Regions from separate parts of the Mus musculus genome. Here region 1 is linked to region 2. The links are chromatin loops, found by intact Hi-C in ENCODE. Cell type or tissue: heart. All regions are shown on one strand.

What was found. Hi-C counts contacts between places; a loop is a spot of excess contacts. Peaks named below come from ENCODE experiments on the same cell type or tissue, not always from the same donor. Only the 100,000 strongest peaks of a DNase experiment are listed, where the experiment ranks them.
Region 1: a loop joins it to region 2, with 5 times the contacts of the local background. A loop is called at or near these places in 14 of 42 quality-filtered maps.

The regions. Positions count from the first base shown.
Region 1 is chr9:64,018,896-64,023,895 of GRCm38, forward strand. It overlaps Smad6 (SMAD family member 6), which reads right to left and starts at 3,164. Exons shown (of 4, transcript NM_008542.3): 1 at 1,310-3,164. The coding sequence starts at 2,129. In heart, CTCF peaks have their summits at 3,016 (motif pointing left) and 4,255; DNase peaks (open chromatin) are centred at 2,256, 3,166, 3,616, 4,166 and 1 weaker place; H3K4me3 peaks cover 4,724 bases; H3K27ac peaks cover 5,000 bases.
Region 2 is chr9:63,956,620-63,961,619 of GRCm38, forward strand. All of the region lies in intron 3 of Smad6 (SMAD family member 6), which reads right to left. Among named protein-coding and RNA genes, the nearest start is that of Gm36033, 15 kb to the left of the region's middle. RefSeq lists an enhancer at 1,696-4,932. In heart, a CTCF peak has its summit at 2,651 (motif pointing right); DNase peaks (open chromatin) are centred at 1,872, 2,702, 3,062 and 4,112; H3K4me3 peaks cover 2,691 bases; H3K27ac peaks cover 4,675 bases.

The sequences.
Region 1 (5,000 bases), 62 kb after region 2:
AGACAAATAATTCACTAGGGCCTTATTAGAAGAGTGTAGTAGGTCCCACCATCGATCTCCCAAACAAAAATACAAGGGAGGCAATACAACCACAAATAAGAGTCCTCCTCCCCAGAGAAAGAGGTAGCAGTTTACAACAGGGGAAGCTGTCAATGAGCCTCCAGGCACAGAAAGCCCAGCGCAGACACAGGCCAAGGTCTACCCAGAGTGTCTACACTGTACCTGGAGAGACCATGAGGGAAGTACATCAGGAGCCAAAATAATAGGAGGGAAACTTCCTTTCTCGTCACTAGGCCCTCCTCTATACAGGGGAGAAGTCAGGCTTCCGATGCTGCCAGCCCACACTGAGGAGACCCAAGAGCTGACCAGAGCCAACAGCCAGCCTGTAACTGCCTGTTCCATTTTCTCCTGCAAATGCAACGCCATTGGATGCATTCACCTACACCTACAGCGAGTGTTCCTCGTGGTACAGAAAGTGTGTGTGTGTGTGTGTGTGTGTGTGTGTGTGTGTGTGTACACTTTCTGGCCTGTCAGGGCCTTTCAGCTCTCCTCACCTCTGCTCCTGCACCTGAGCCTGCCTAGCTAAGCAAGGCTAAGTTAAGGTAGGGTGTGTGCAGAAGATCCCAGGAGAACAAAGGGGCCAGTTCTCAGGGTAACAAAAGAGCTAGCAGCCTCTGACTCCCAGATGCCTCAGGTCCCTCAGAGGTAAGCTAAAGGCCAGAATTAAGAGCCTTGACGATGGAAGAGCCTGGCATTCCATCCCAAAGGATGTTGCAAACAAGAGGGTTTGCCCTGCAGAGTCTGGGCTAAAACTACAGAAAGGGACAAAGTCAAACATCTTTGCAAACACTTCTGACGTTAGGCGTGATTTCCCTACTGACAGCTTCACAGCCATACCTACCTGGGTGGGGAAGAGCAGATCAGGGGTATAGGATATGCTTACAAATGCTAAAAGCTATGTACCGACTGAGGTGAGTCCCCAAAGGAGAGGTGGCATTTCCACCTTTAGCCTCTCCATGGCTTACTATCCCGTTTCACAGAGCTGCAATCTTTAAATCCCAGAGGCTGCATATGGAAACCCGAACGTGTCCCTTTCTCACTTCGCCGGCGCCACAAAATAAAGTTACCATCTGAAACTGCAGACATCTAGCCCTCAACTTTCCTCAATCCCCTGCAGGCTCCCAGTACCGGGGGAGGGGGGCGGTCGGGAGGGGGGGAGCATCCCTAGTGTATCCAACAAAGAGATTGGGAAAGGGAAAGGGAACAGGACGGTAGAGTCGGAGGTCGAGGCGACCCTGCGCACGCTCACCTGGCCCGCAGAGCCGGCTGAAGTGGTAGGGGTTGCAACACACCGTGGGCCCGTCGGCGGCGGCGGTAAAGCTGTGGCAGCCGCACAGGGGTTTCAGCTCCACTGCGTGCTGCAGGTCTGGCCAGCGGAAGAGGCGGCCGAGCAGCAGCTGCGGTGGCGCGGGCTGGCCGCCCAAGCGGAGGTCGGCGCGCGGCACCAGCACGCAGCCGCCCGGTACGCCGCCTCGGGACTCCACAGCCTCCAACAGCGTGTCCAGCGAACGCTCCTTGAGCCTCTTGAGCAGCGAGTACGTGACCGTCTTGAGCTCCTGCTCCAGAAGCAGCAGTCGCGAGCGGGCTTCGCGACTCCGAGGCCCGCCGCCCTCCTCCGGCTCCGGGGACTGTCTGGCTTGGGGATCGCCAGAGTCCCGGGGCGCGCCTGCTGCGTCCCGTTCGGAGAAGAGACAGCAGGTCACCGTCTCGCAGTCACTCTCAGGCAGCCAGCCTGGGCCTCCAGGCTCCGCCACATCCAGCGGGGAGCCCCCAGCCCCGGCCCCCGACTCCGACACGGGCCTCGGGAGGCCCCCTGTGCGCCGGCGCCTGCCCGCGATCGCGGCGCCTCGCGGTCCCACCGCGTCCCGGGGCCGCCGCGGGGCTACCGAGCGGACTTCGGAGCGGCTGCAGCCTCCGCCCTCTCGTGCCCGCGGGGCAGGCTCAGCTCGGCTGCCCAGGCTCCCATCCTCGTCGACACCACCGCCGCCGCCGCTGCCTTCCTCCCGATCAGGGACCACACGACTTCGCCAAAGTCGCCGCACCAGCCCCGAACGTTTAGACCTGAACATACGATACCCTTTGGCGCCTGGGGTGGTGGGAGGGGAGGCGGTCTCCGGTTACCGGGGGTCCGTTCCCTCAACGAGGCGCCGGCTGAGCGGGCCGCAGCCCCACATGAAGCTCTGCCGCGGGGCGCCGTGCAGACCGCGCACAGCCTGTCGTCGAAGGGGCACCGCAGGGCTGCAACATGAGGGAGCTCGCGCCGGGCCAAGCCGGGCCGGGCCGGGCCGGGAACACGCGCGTGTTGAGCCTCAGTCCGCGAGGGACCAGCGGGCTACATGGATCACGATGGGCCGGGACCGCTCAACTCCAGCTGCTTTGGAGCCTTAGGGAAGCCACCAGCGAAACGATGCTAGAGACACCCTGCATGGGCCGGCGAGCCTTCAAAAGTTGCGCGGCTGGTACACGAGCACAAAGCGCTTGCGTCGTGCCCCCAAATGTGTCTGCACAACTCTGCCTTCAAAAGCCAAGCTATGCTACATGGGCTTTCCCTGCAGGATCCGAAACTAAGGCTTGTGGATAACTCCCATATCCCTGCAACAAAATAAAAATAGAAATAAAAGCAAAGCAAGAAAAAGGTCCCAAACAAAACTCAAAATGCTTGGATTTTGCACGCACGAAAAGCAATTCCGTCTCAGGTCCCGGGCGCTCGGTGCACTTGGGGCAAGTCTCTCCTGAACGCGGGTGTCAACACATGAGTGGAAGCCGGAAAAAAAAAATCCCAAAGAGCTGCTAGGAATCCTTAATTAAAAATGCAATCCACCGAAGCAGAGGTCGCAGCCCGCCCCACGCTGCGCTGGGTCGCTTCGGGCGCCGCGGCTGCCGAGGTCGCCCCCCCCCCCCTTCACCAAAGTGCCTCCTGGTGGCCCCGCGGTCCCAGCGAGGTTTGGCGAGGCAGCGCCCGGCGGCTCTTTCTCTGGACTCAGCTCCCTCGCTCGTTCCCCCTCTCGGCGCTCTCTCTCTTTTTTGTTCTCCTCAAACGCACACTGAGGGCCCCCGGAGGAGCGCCGCGGAGTCATTGGCTGCCTCCCATCATATGCCAGTCTAGACACTTTGGCGGCTCCGCGGCGCTGATTGTTGCGCAAACAAGGTTTCAAGTTTCTTAACTCTTAAAGGAGAACACGTCCCATTGCTGAGCCCGAGGCTCCGAGGGGGCTGGTTCCCGGGGCGGGCCGAACGCGGGCCCCCGCCCCTCGCCCGCCCCAGCACCCCCGCCCCGAGGCTGACAGTGCCCGCGACTCACTCTCAAGCTCACGTCGTGCCTTGGGCACGGATACCAGCCGTCCCGCACACGCGCTAACAAACACTCACACCCTGATGCCCAGCTCTGCTGGGTGAACCCACCGCGACCCGGACTCCGAGGCGGCCCTTTGCCTCTCTCTGGCTTGTGCCCAAACTTGCAAACGCGCATAGCACTTTAGAGTCAGTCCAAACCCCCAGCCTCAGCGCGGGCTAATAAAAATGGGCGTGTGTGTGCGCCTTCCTGCCCTCCGTCTCTGGGGAGTTGGGGGGCGGCGGCGAAGTTGGGATAGCGGGTTTCTTCCGTGTCCTATGAAGGCTCCACGCACCCCCTGCCCAAAATTAGGGGTCTCTCCGCCTAGGCTACACTGGGGGGCGGGTGATCGAGGGAGCTCCAGGATAGCCCGAGGTGGGGACTTGGACAGGGTGGGGTAGAGGCAGGAGTGCTCTTGGATGGCTCCTCCTGGTCGCCCCGGCTCTCCCTCCTGGCGTCCTAGGCTCCTCTCAAGGCCAGGCGCTTTCTTCTCCCTTCGAGGATTTACCTTATGCCCCTTCGAGAGTGATAGAGGGGCGTGCTTTCCCCAGTTATGTTTCACTATAAAAACGGGGGCAAGTTGGGGACAGACTTGGGGACCCGGCATGGGAAGGGTTAAGGCCGCTCCTGCCCTGGAGCCGGCGCGGCGGGGTACCTCCTCGGGCGTGCTTGCTAGTCCGAGGGTGGCAAAAGTTCAAGCTTGTAAAGTCAGGATTGGCCCCGCGCGGAGGGGAAAAAAGGCCTGGTTCCCCCTCCCCCTCCCGGGCGTGGCGCCGATTGGCCCAGCCGCAGGGCCGGCCCCGCCCTCCCCTGGCGCGCCGCGGCCCCACCCCCGGCGCAGCACCACGCCCCTTTCCGGGCAGGAGCGGGGCCCCGAGCTCAATGAAAGAAATTCCGCTACTCTCATTGGCCTGGGGCTTGACGCCGCACCCCGCGGGAGGCGGAGTGGGGAGGATGGGGCGCGGACTTGTGATCCCCTTTAGGATACCTGTGCTCTGGACTGCTGTAGCGAAGGTGGTGTGCAAGTCCAGGAACGGGTCTGGAAGTGCGCTGGGGGAAGGGTCGTGTGTGTAGGAAAGATACAGACTACTTCCCTGAGTCTTACCTGGAGCCAGGTACTCCAGTGCTGCAGGGCCGATTGTCACACCCACCCTTCACTATTTTGGCCAAGGTGAATATGAGTAGCTGTCCTGGCCTTGGTTTCTCAAGATTCTAGGAAATCCTTACTAATAAGTGCATACATCAAAAGTGGGCAAGAAGCGCCCACACAAACTTGTCTTTTAGCTTCCGTTCATCCCTGAAGAAGTTGATGATCCTAAAACGCAAAGAGAGCCTACAGGATTGTGCACACCCATGAGTACAGCACTTGGGAGGTAGAGGAAAGAGAATCAGGAGTTCAGTGCTCTCCTGGGCTACACAGAGACCTGGAAGCCAGCCTGGGCCTGCGTAAGACCCTGTCTCCGAAAGTCTCCCAAAATAAAATAATAAATACAAAGAGAAGCCAATTATGTTCTCTCTTACGAAGATTTTGTTGCCTTGCCTCTGGGTTACAATAAGAGCAGATGCTTTGAGCTCTTTACCATGGTAGCAGAAGTTTCAAGCCTAAACA
Region 2 (5,000 bases):
CTGAGGAAAGGGACTACTAGTTTCAAAGTAGCCTTGTGTCAAGGTCAAAATAGCAGCTTCAAGTCAGAGAGTGTGCATAGGAGCCATAGGCAGGGAGGGAACACTTTCTTCTTGCCAATGTCTAGAAGGCTTTGCAGCTAGGAGTCCAGTGGGGCTTACCGTTTCTCTCAGGTACCTGTTTGATCCCTAGCCTGGCCACAGGATCCTTCACAGGGATGTTGCCATATGCCTCTGATGTCCAGGCTAGACCTATCTCCAACCCTATGGAAATTAAGCTGACTGGCTTCCAAATTCTGCTGCCCTGTAAGGCCCTCTCTTTACAACAGCATCCTCTCTGGGTCTGGACCACATGCCTACTGTGGGTCAGTGGCTCTGGGGATAGCCTACTCCCCACATATGAACAAAGGGCCTCAGGCCTCTCGGGGTCCTTCTCCAAGGCTGCAAATATCCCGGGGACTCTGAACACACTAAAGCAGGGGAAGAAAAGAAATAAAACTCATCTCAAATGTCTGTGTATCTTACACACAGGAAGCCTGATCTGAAGGTGGGCTCAGGTCTGAGGACAGTGGAGGGGTTGTGGGCAAGGACTTAAAGGTAACCCCCTCAGCTTTAGAGCTCCTCAGGATCACCTCACCTGGCAGGGATACCCAGGGCTCCCTAGAGGGAGTATGTCTCTCCCCCGATCCCGTGTGTGTGTGTGTGTGTGTGTGTGTGTGTGTGTGAGAGAGAGAGAGAGAGAGAGAGAGAGAGAGAGGGAGGGAGTGAACCCAGGCCTTTAGGCTTGCTTGGTAGGAGCTCTACCACTGAGCTACACCCAAGCCCAAGCCACACGTTTAAATGGGAATAGGGTGGGTAGCCATGGCACTGATGCCCAAGCCCCACGTTTAAGTGGGAATGGGGTGGGTAGCTACAGCACTGATCAATCTGCTTGGTTTTGTCCTGTGGGTATTTGTTTTCAAACATTTCCTCCTGACACAAACTAAAGAAACCTTGGTCTAGAGAGGACCTGTGGGTTCCACACGTGGACCTCAGTGGCCTTATCTCTGGAAGGTGGCACCCGGGTTATAATGATTTGCCTGAGGCCACCCATCAGAGATGGCAAAGTTGGGACTAGGACTTAAAATCCTTGAATGAGGTAAACACATGGCTGCAGCCACCTGACTGGCAAGCTTCTCCATGTACCCAAACCTCGCCTCTCTTCCTTTGTAAGAACTTATCAGTCATCGAGGGCTCTGCTCACCGGGGGCCACTGTTGGACTCTCTAGAAACTCAAACAGTAAATCAAGCATACACAGAAAGAGACCGTCATCTCGCTCACTGGCTCCAGGCCTGTTGCAACAACCCAGGCAAGGGGACTCAAGCTTCGAGGTGCTCCAAGAGGACTGTGAGTGGGAGGGCCCTTTACACTCTCTGTAAAGCACCTCGGTTAGTTCCTGGACTGGCACCTGTGGTGACCGACCTGCCCTGTAACAGAAGGGATGGAAAGAACACTTACGATCTAGAATGAGCCCAGCTGTGGCTCCATGCTCAACGCTCACAAGCTCCAAGAACTCAATTTTGTGGAGACCTGTATGCTGTGCGCTGGTGTGCTTCAGTGATGTAGAGCAGGCAGGCTGCACCCATGAGCCCACATGGCCCTACTCTACTCATCAGGGACAGTGTCTTGTAGAAAGAGCCTTCTCTCTTTGGGGTTCCAAAGCTCTGGCCCTGTCATCTTCCACAGCCACCAGCCTAATTAGGAACCATCTCTTTAATTGCAAATAAATACCGGGGGAGTCAGACCAGAGCAACATCAAAGGTGACCGAGGTCTGACCGAAACTCACGCTTCTCCCTCCTCCCTCCCCTCCCCAATCCCTGGCCTGCTCAGGGCCTGGCCTAGTTCCCAGCCAGCAACGGGTCCCGCTGGGAGGGGTGGGTGGGAGGAGAAACGCTGGGAGCCCTGCCTTCTAGCCAGGATCAGTTAACTGCCTCCTTTCTCAGCCTCGGTCCTCTCCGAGGAAGTAGCTATAATGTGCAGCTCTGAATTTCTATGTCCCAGCAAACTCTAGCCAGTCCCTTGCTGGGAGCCCTGCTCAGCCGGTCTCCAACAGGGGGATGGTGTGGCTCTCTCAGGGACACGGGTTAGCAAAGAAAGGAACCAACCAACTCCACAAACACCAAACGCACAGCAGAATGGACCACCCTTAAGTGCGCCTGCTTGGAGAAGGAAGTCACACACAGAAAATCCACTGAAAGGCAGAGGCGGGAAGTTCTCCATAGGCAGAACAGCTGATAAAACATGCAATAGCAAAGGTGGGCGGCAGCTCTCAGTGAGGAGTTCTGGGCTACATGTTCAAGGCCCCAGGTTCCATCCCCTAAGACTGCAGTAAATACATACAAAGAAAAGGAAGGAGGAAGGAAGAAGAGGAGGAGGAAGAGGAGGAGGAGAATCAGGGCAGTTGATAACCTGAGGAGTAGGTACACAGGAAGGAGAGAACTTCCAAGACAGGAACGATGGGAATCGGGGTGTATATATACACCCCAGAAGAGTCACCACAACCTAAACACTAGGCTAAGCAGGTTTTGGCTGTAGCTACTGACATCTACAGGAGTCTCAGAAGGTCCCCCAGGTGACAGCCCCTCGCCCCCATTGTCTCCCAGAGGTACCCACATTCCTGCCACCAGAGGGTGGTGGCAGCCTTCTCTGAGCACCAGGCAAACAGCCTCAACAAAGGCCGTCTCCCTTGCTCGGCCCAGCCACAGTCTGCCATGCCTTCCTCCAGAGCTCTCTGCCCAGCCAGGGTGCCTAGAGACCAACATGTAATTTTGTGTGTGTGGGAGGGGGGTACTGGACCTCAAGGGGGCTGGCTGGAGTCCGGAGGAGGTGGAGAGCGGTGGAATCCCAAGAAATGTCTTTAAGCTTATTCGAATCAGCAATTTTCTGTCAAAACAAAGTGCAGGAGCGCGGTGGTGTGCTCCCTCACAGGATCCAGCTAAAGCACGAACACAGTGAAATGTCTTCTCCTGCCCTCTCTCCGCCTTCTGACCACAAATGCCCAGGGTGGGCCATCCCAAGAAGGGACCAAAACATGTCCCAGTCTGGCGAGAAGACAAAGCACTCCCGGGAGGTTTGTGGGGTGGTCCGTCCCCACCGTATCCCTAATATCTGCTGGGCTTCACATCTCCCTAGCTTATACCACCGTCCTTGCCACCAATTAAAAACAACCAATAAAGACTGCTTGGCAGTAAGCTTCAGACAAGAACCAAATCCACTCCCTGTGGCGTGCCGAGAAGAGAAGAGACCAGCTCTCTAAAATCCAGAAAGCAACTAGCTCAGGGGTCACACAGCAAGTTGGTGGCAGAACTGGAAATCAGCCTAGGGCTTTCTCTCAGCCCTTTGCATGGGGGCCTCCCACTCTCCTGGAAAACTACTTTCTTCTGTCCCAAGTCATGCCTGTGGCTTCAAGTTCCCTTCATCCAACCGGCAGCGTTTCATCTGTGGCTCCAGAGCCTGGGAACAATTACGCAGGCCCTGCATCTGGTTAACCTAACACCCCTTTTAAAGCCTTATTTGCCCATTAGATAAGTAGTTTTTGTTATCAAACTGAGGGGAAGAAACGAGTTTCCAAGGAACTCTCCTTTGTCCTTTGGGGCCGAAGAAATGGCTTCAGGTTTGCAGCCAGTCCAGCCAGCAGCATTCATTAATGGTCCTGGCCTTCCTCACAGGGGAGGGAGGGCCTGTCCTTGCCCCTGGCTGCTTCAGAAAAGCAGAGAAAGAATGCACACAGGGCCACGTTAATGGTCAGCAGCTCAGAGCCAGCCGAGCGAGCCTCTGCTGAACGCGGGCTGGCCCAGCTGACAGGAGTTTCCTCCTCCTAGCTCCCCCCCACCTCCCCAACCCCCCACCTCAGAGCCAGCACCTCGGGCTCCCAGAGGAAGCCTGGCTTCCAAGAGGAAGTTCCTAATCGCTCATTACATCACAAGAGATCTGGCCACCGCTGCTGCGGGCCTGCACCGGGCCCACCGCAGGGGCTCTTTTAACTGTGGGTCTCCAGTGTGGAGACCGTGCTGTCCTCCCGCCCCACATGGCTACTTGGTTGCTCTGCTGGCAAAAGCGAGATGGGTACAGAAAGGGAGAATGCCAGCAAGAAGAGAGGGGAGCCCAGGAACAGGAAGTCCACTGGACCGACGACTGAGGGGAGGTCCAAAGAGGTGAAGTGACTTATACATGTCACAGTAGAAACCGCTCAATGGAGCTGGGACCAGTGGTATCTCCGCAGAGGGCATGGGTTTCACGCACTGGATCAGGAGCAAGGAAGCCTGTGTGCAAAGTCCAGCCCTGCCACTCACCAGCAACGGTAACAATCCCTACAGAAAATATTCTGAGAGACACTTGTGACCCTCCCTTTGGCCATCAGACAATTGTCCCCAAGGAATTGGAATTTCCCCAGGAATCTCATGCTGGGAGCAGGAAAAGGCAGAAGGCTGGTGTCAGCAAGAGGGAGAACAGAGATTTCACACTGTTCTGACAACTTGTCAGGCCACCTTGCAGGAGGGACTGGATCCTAGGCAATAACAAGCCAATGATGCTCGTGCAGGATCGCCCCTTGGACGGGGCTATCTATTTAAACCTGAACGTCGTATGTCAGTCCCTAATGATGGCCTTGGGGGGGGCGCTGTCACTGGACCTATTTATTTGTTCCTCTTCCCAGGGCTGCCACTCTGAGTAAACCACCGTTATCTGCTTCTCATTACTCCTTGGCTTATTGGGGGTGGACAGTGAAGCCCAATTTGTACCCTAAAACAGTAATAACACTCTTGCCATCTCAGGCAAGTGACTTTTTGCTCCTCTGGGCCTCAGTTTCCAAAACTGCACAACAGGGATACAGTCAGCAGCTACTTCACAGGGCACTGGGGTCAGCTGCAGTCAGACGATGCCTTGCCTGGAAATGAGCAACCTGGAAATTAACAGCGATCACTGACTCTTGTTAGCAGATTTCAAAAATGTAAGCTATACAAA